Regions from separate parts of the Homo sapiens genome. Here region 2 is linked to region 1. A link is a loop called in an ENCODE intact Hi-C map of the cell type or tissue named here. Cell type or tissue: Caco-2. All regions are shown on one strand. Each heading gives the region's core, and the rest is flanking DNA. Links, peaks and the distances in the headings are about the cores only. Region 1 overlaps CAPS2 (calcyphosine 2). Region 2 overlaps KCNC2 (potassium voltage-gated channel subfamily C member 2).

Evidence for each region. Hi-C counts contacts between places; a loop is a spot of excess contacts. Peaks named below come from ENCODE experiments on the same cell type or tissue, not always from the same donor. Only the 100,000 strongest peaks of a DNase experiment are listed, where the experiment ranks them.
Region 2: a loop joins it to region 1, with 13 times the contacts of the local background. A loop is called at or near these places in 4 of 110 quality-filtered maps.

The regions. Positions count from the first base shown.
Region 1 is chr12:75,288,762-75,291,690 of GRCh38, forward strand. CAPS2 (calcyphosine 2) reads right to left here. Exons shown (of 17, transcript NM_001355024.4): 14 at 860-1,014. All of the region lies in intron 2 of CAPS2-AS1 (CAPS2 antisense RNA 1), which reads left to right. Among named protein-coding and RNA genes, the nearest start is that of CAPS2-AS1, 32 kb to the left of the region's middle. In Caco-2, for the core only: a CTCF peak has its summit at 1,215; no DNase peak of the experiment used is centred there.
Region 2 is chr12:75,156,873-75,159,801 of GRCh38, forward strand. The region is part of intron 2 of KCNC2 (potassium voltage-gated channel subfamily C member 2); the gene reads right to left. Among named protein-coding and RNA genes, the nearest start is that of KCNC2, 52 kb to the right of the region's middle. In Caco-2, for the core only: no CTCF peak of the experiment used is centred there; no DNase peak of the experiment used is centred there.

The DNA of each region.
Region 1 (2,929 bases), core at 173-2,672:
TGCTGGGTTCTATTTCAGATGTTAATAAAGAGCAGGAACACAAAAACACTCTGGTCCCCACCCTGATGAGACTTAATGATCTACTGGCAGGCAGAGTCAGAAAATATTTACAAAGTGGCATGAAAAAAAATAAAATGAGAAATTGGTATAGAAAGGACCAAGGATCAGATGGGAGTGCTCCTTTAGACAGAAGTGTCAGGGTAATGCTCTTGACAGAGAAAGCTGTGGCCTGAATACTAAGAAAACCCAGTATGTGAAGATCTAGTAGAAGATTATTCACAGTGGAGGGAACAGTATATGTGAAGATTATTAATCATTTGCAGTGTCAGAAACAGGCCACACTCCCTTCCCCTCCAAGCTTTCACATGTGTCTCCTTCTCATAAAATACACATTGTCTGATTCACACTCCTTTTTCTCCCTCGTCTGGTTAATTCCTCCTCAACCTTCAAAACTCAGCTTAGATGTATCCTCCTCCAGGCATCCTTCCATGATCTTTGTTCTCCTTCCCCACAACCTGTCTTGGAATCAGGTACCTACCCCATGGTGTTCCAACAACATTCTCCACTGAATACATATTTTGTTTTATGTTCATTGTCCTTCAATTATGGTGATCTTGACAGTACAGAGTATTATCTCAGAGCTTAGCACAATGCCTGGTTATTAAGCTCTTTATAAATATAGGATGGAGCAATGTTTAAACTTTAAAAACCAACAGGGCTTGTAACCTGATAGCTTAACACTGATAAAGGGCATAGAGAAGGAGAAAATAAATGAAAACTAAAATTTCAGTAGAACAGTGAATAATGCCACCTAAGAATAACATATTATCTGCTGCAGAGAATTTTCTGTAGCACATACCTTTTCAGACACTTCTAAGTGAAACACTTTTAGAGCTTGCTTAAAATCTGCCTTATCTAAAAGTCCATTTCCTTCCTTGTCCAACTGTTGAAAATATTTTCCCAATCCAGTCAAAATACGAACACCTCTTTTATGTAGTTTTTCTTTTAGCACATCTGTTCAACAAGAAGAGAGATGAAAACAAATTGTTCCTATGCATAAATGTATAAAGCCGCAGTTATCTTTCATAAGAAAATTAAAGTTGATGTAACTGAAATAAGGAATGTGAATATTCAAACAAATCAAATGTAAGACAAAAGACTTTGGAAAATAGGATGTTTTTAATCAAGAGGATTAAACATAAAATCACATGTAAATATGCCAGAACTATAGCACCACTGTGTGGTGGAAGTGGTATGTTTTTAAAACAGAAAAATACAGTTTCACTTTATCACCAAGAGAATAACCTAAATATTACAAATAAAATCTTAGATTTTGTTGTGTAGACAACCTCTTTAACCACCCCATATCTTTAATCTGTTTTCCTTTTCTTAGTTTTTATCAACTGAATTACAAAATTGATGACAGGCAAGTCACCCAAAAATTATCAGTTCAACATTTTAAAAATAGTTTGAAATCTTCAAATTGTAACTTCTATACAAAATAGCATCAAAGCTTTTGAATTCTATCCTATACTTATATATTTCATAAGAGGTTATTTGCTTAGATCCCTAGCATTCTCTTTGTAGCTGTTATTTCACTTAATGCACTTTGTACCATATTTACTTAAGAATAGATTGGTAACTTTACTAAAGCAGTTATTAGATATAATACATGAGAGAAAAAAACAAATGTCACCAAGTTCAATTGTGACAAATACTGTATTGACAATGATATAATAAACTGTTTACACACTTTGGCATCAAGAACATATGAGAGTCCAAACGAAACTTTTCAAATCTGTTTCTTGCCTTCTTACTGTGAGCCCCTTATCTTTAAAAGATAAATCAGGATTCATGAAAATTCACAAATTAGGCCAAGTGTGATGGTTCATGACTATAATCCCAGCACTTTGTGAGGCCAAGGTGGGAGGATCACTTGAGCCCAGAAGTTCCAGACCAGCCTGGAGAACATAGCAAGACCCTGTCTCTACAAAAACATAAAAAAAAAGATTTAGCCGGGTGTGGTGGCATGCACTTGTAGTCCTGGCTACTCAGGAGGCTTGAGGCAAGGAGGCTCACTTGAAACCAGGAATCTGAGGCTGCAGTGAGCTGTGATTGTACTATTGCACTCCAGCCCAGGCAATGGAGCAAGGCTCTCTCTCAAAAAAAAAAACAAAAAAAAAACATAAATTACATGTTAATTTCTGTGATTGCTTATTCAATATCTTTCTCCATTTTATACTATGAGATCCAACAGAGTAACTGTCTAATCGAGTCTACCATACTGCATTTTCCCAAATTTGGAAAATGTTTAAGTATCCAAAACTGACATATATCTAATTTATTACCTACAACAACCCTGGAAATTTCATATGAGAAGTACTATCATCCCTATTTTAGAGATGAAGAAAGAGATGCAAGAGATTTCTCTAAAGTCATGTGTGTCTTGCACAACAGAGTCCAAACATCAATCTGGCTCCCAGTCTAGCTTTTTTTTCTTTTACACTAGGACACCACAAACCTCTTCAGGATGTTATCTAGTACATAAGACAAGTATTATATTACAAAAATTACTTTCACATTTTATTCAGTTTATGAGTAAAACCCATATTATCTAGTAATTTCTAAAACACTTAATTTTATAATTCATATAATACTAGTTAGGACCATTAAAGTAAGGAAAATCTTAAAACGTTTAGAAATCCTAAACAATAAAAGCATATATATATATATATATATATATATATATATATATATATATAGCTTATTTTAAAAAGTATATATATATATAGCTTATTTTTAAAAGTATATATATATATATATATATATATATATATATATATATATATATTCTTTTTTAAATAAGCAAAGGGTAAATATAAATCAAGTGCCACTGAGAAATATCTGGGAAAATGCTGTTTTACTGATT
Region 2 (2,929 bases), core at 175-2,674, 130 kb before region 1:
TCATTTTCCTGTAAAGAAGCTAGTGTATTTATGAGCCAGAGGGTAGCATTGACATAACTAACACTGGGTAAAGTGTTGACTATGCGCTATAAACCAACTTACTTCAAGAAATATTTAGAGACCCCACCATAATCTGGGAACAATCCCAAGTACTGCTCTGGTATCCCTCTGTGAAGAGCCTGATGTTGCTTACAAATAGTCATTCTCCCTTCTTCCTCACTGACAGAACATCAGTTTTGTTAGAAGCAACAATGTCAAGGACAGCAAACAAAGCAAAACTCTACATTTTGTAATTGCCTTAAAGTTGGGGATGATTTTGGTAATAAGAAAGTAAATGAAATTCAGTGGGCAAGCTTTCCATTTTTTGTTGGATTGTCCCTTCTGCATTTTGTCCTTAGTCCTTGCCCTTCCTTCTTGCTTAACTCTGTATATCATGGCTGGAACTCTAGCAGTCATTTTGTGGTTATGAGGAAAAGGCTAAAAGAATCACAGAAACCTAAGCTTTGACATCCTTGAGCTGCTGAAACAGCAATTATCTACCTCAGGATTTCTTGATGAATCAGACAAAAGAAAGCCCTTGCTTTGTCTTTTGGTTTCTTGTAACAAAATTCAATCTCTAACTAATAGATTTATCCTCAAGAAGTTATTTGATCCACATACTTCCTTGGACCTGTGCGTCTTTAAACATCAAGACCACAGTTTAGCAATTTTAATGAGTTTGTTTGAGTCATTTGTGCCTGAGTAACATCATATAATCAACTGGCTTTCATGTGAGCAAGGCCATCAAAAGTCCCCATGTGATGGAAAAAGCTTTAAAAATAAGATATGTCATTCCTTAGAGAAAAGGAATTTAAGATGCTAAACTCTGAATGAGACTCTGAATGACTACTGACAGTGATTATTTTAATTAGCAGCATCTCTGATCTAGGAGCTTGAACTCCATGCCGCAAATGAAAAATACAATGACATTATCACTTAAATACGTTTTAAATGGAAACTTCAAACTTTATAAACCTTTAGTTCATCCATTCCTCTGAAAACATTTTCTCTTAGAACGGTTAAATTAAATGGCCAGGAGTCTTTATTGATGTCAAGGCCATTTAAGTCATTTGCGGCAGGTCACTGATTTAGTTGCATTTGGATTTGGCAAAATTTTGTCATTAATCTAATCTTATAGCCCTTATTTATACAATTTACATTTGAAGTCAATAGAAGTCAGTAGGAGGCTTATTTGTGTTGTCTCATAGCATTTAGTATTGATAAATTCTATCACTCTTTTAGTTTATTAATTTGTTTTCTGAATAAGGCTTTCATCCACCAAACTCAAGTTGTGAAATATAACAGTAATAAAATCAGCATCATTACTTCATAAGCCAAAAAATGTTGTTCTAATTTTCAGAACCAATAGAATCTAATCTTCTAACCATGAGTGGGAGGAAAACAGTTATCTGCACAGCTTTATGGACAATTTTAATAAGAATTAAACCATACATATATTTGGAAATCATTAATTAAATTCCTGGAGATTATATTTTTAGATACACTTGAGAGAAAAAAGAAAACAGCTGCACCTTTTTAGTTAATAACCAAAACAAAGTAACAGCCTACATTCTCTTGCCTTTACATTGGGTGTAATTTTGGTTTTTCCTACCAAGAGGGCCTGGCGCTTTGAAATCAAAAGCAAGGTTTTTTCATGGTTATGACATTTCCCATGACATTTATTCAAAAAAATCAATCTGGCTTTTAAAGCACTGGAAACAGGGTCTTGTGAAAGGAGGAAACCATAACAAGGCTTCATCCAACAAAGTTACTTTGATTTTTTTTTCCCAAAAAACCTTCTGAGAAGCTTTATCTGAAAATGGATCTGGGTAGTTACACTTCAAAGGGAAAGGCCATCTAAGAGGCTTTTTATTAACAGCAGGGTTATCTTCTACAGATTTTATTTTAGTCCCTTGAGACTTTGAATATAATCAAGTTATAGAGTCAATACTGAACAAAATTTAATTTAGTCTTGTCCTAATCAGGCTCAAGTTATGCAACAGGGATGACAAAAACGTCTTTACAAAAGGCATGGAAGTGTGGGGTAAATATAAGCCCTTGGTAGGGGTAGAAGGAGTAGCTAAATAGGTGTGTAACACTGTTAAGAAATATCTGAGAACACCGCATGTTCTCTCTCCTAAGTGGGAGCTGAAAAATGAGAACACATGGACACAGGGAGGGGAACATCACACACCAGGGCCTGTCGGAGGGTGGGGGGGAAAGGGGAGGGATAGTATTGGGAGAAATATCTAATGTAGATGACGGGCTGATGGGGGCAGCAAACCACCACGGCACATGTATACCTGTGTAACAAACCTGCACATTCTGCACATGTATCCCAGAATTTAAAGTATAATAAAAATAAAATATAATTAAATTTTAAACAATGTTTAAAAAGAAATATCTGAGCTGCAAGCTGCAAAACAGTGTGGATCTTGTTTCAGTTTTTGCTGCTCCCCCAATAAAAGTTCCTTAAGTTAAGATAAAACTTAGGAAATATTCTACTGCCAGCTTTGGAAACAGTGTATGACTGCCTGTTGCATTCAGAACCTTAGGGACTCAAGTCAAGTGATTTAAGATTATATCAGTAAATAATTAAATATTTATCAGTGTGGGGGAAATGCAGTAAGAAGGCTCAGTCCCACCTTTTACTCAAACCAGCTGTGTTCATCTTGGACTAAGCACTTGAAACTCCCTTAAACTCAATTTCTAACATCGCTGGACTAGGAGGTTTAACAAACACAAAAGAGCTAAACTATCTAAAAAGCAGCTTACATATATGGCTAGTATTTTCCATTTAATCACAGGTGTTCAAACCACCATTTCCTTCAAGGAGTTTTTTGTAACTACATATTGCAAGTTCACTCTGAGAGATTCTGACACACTCAAG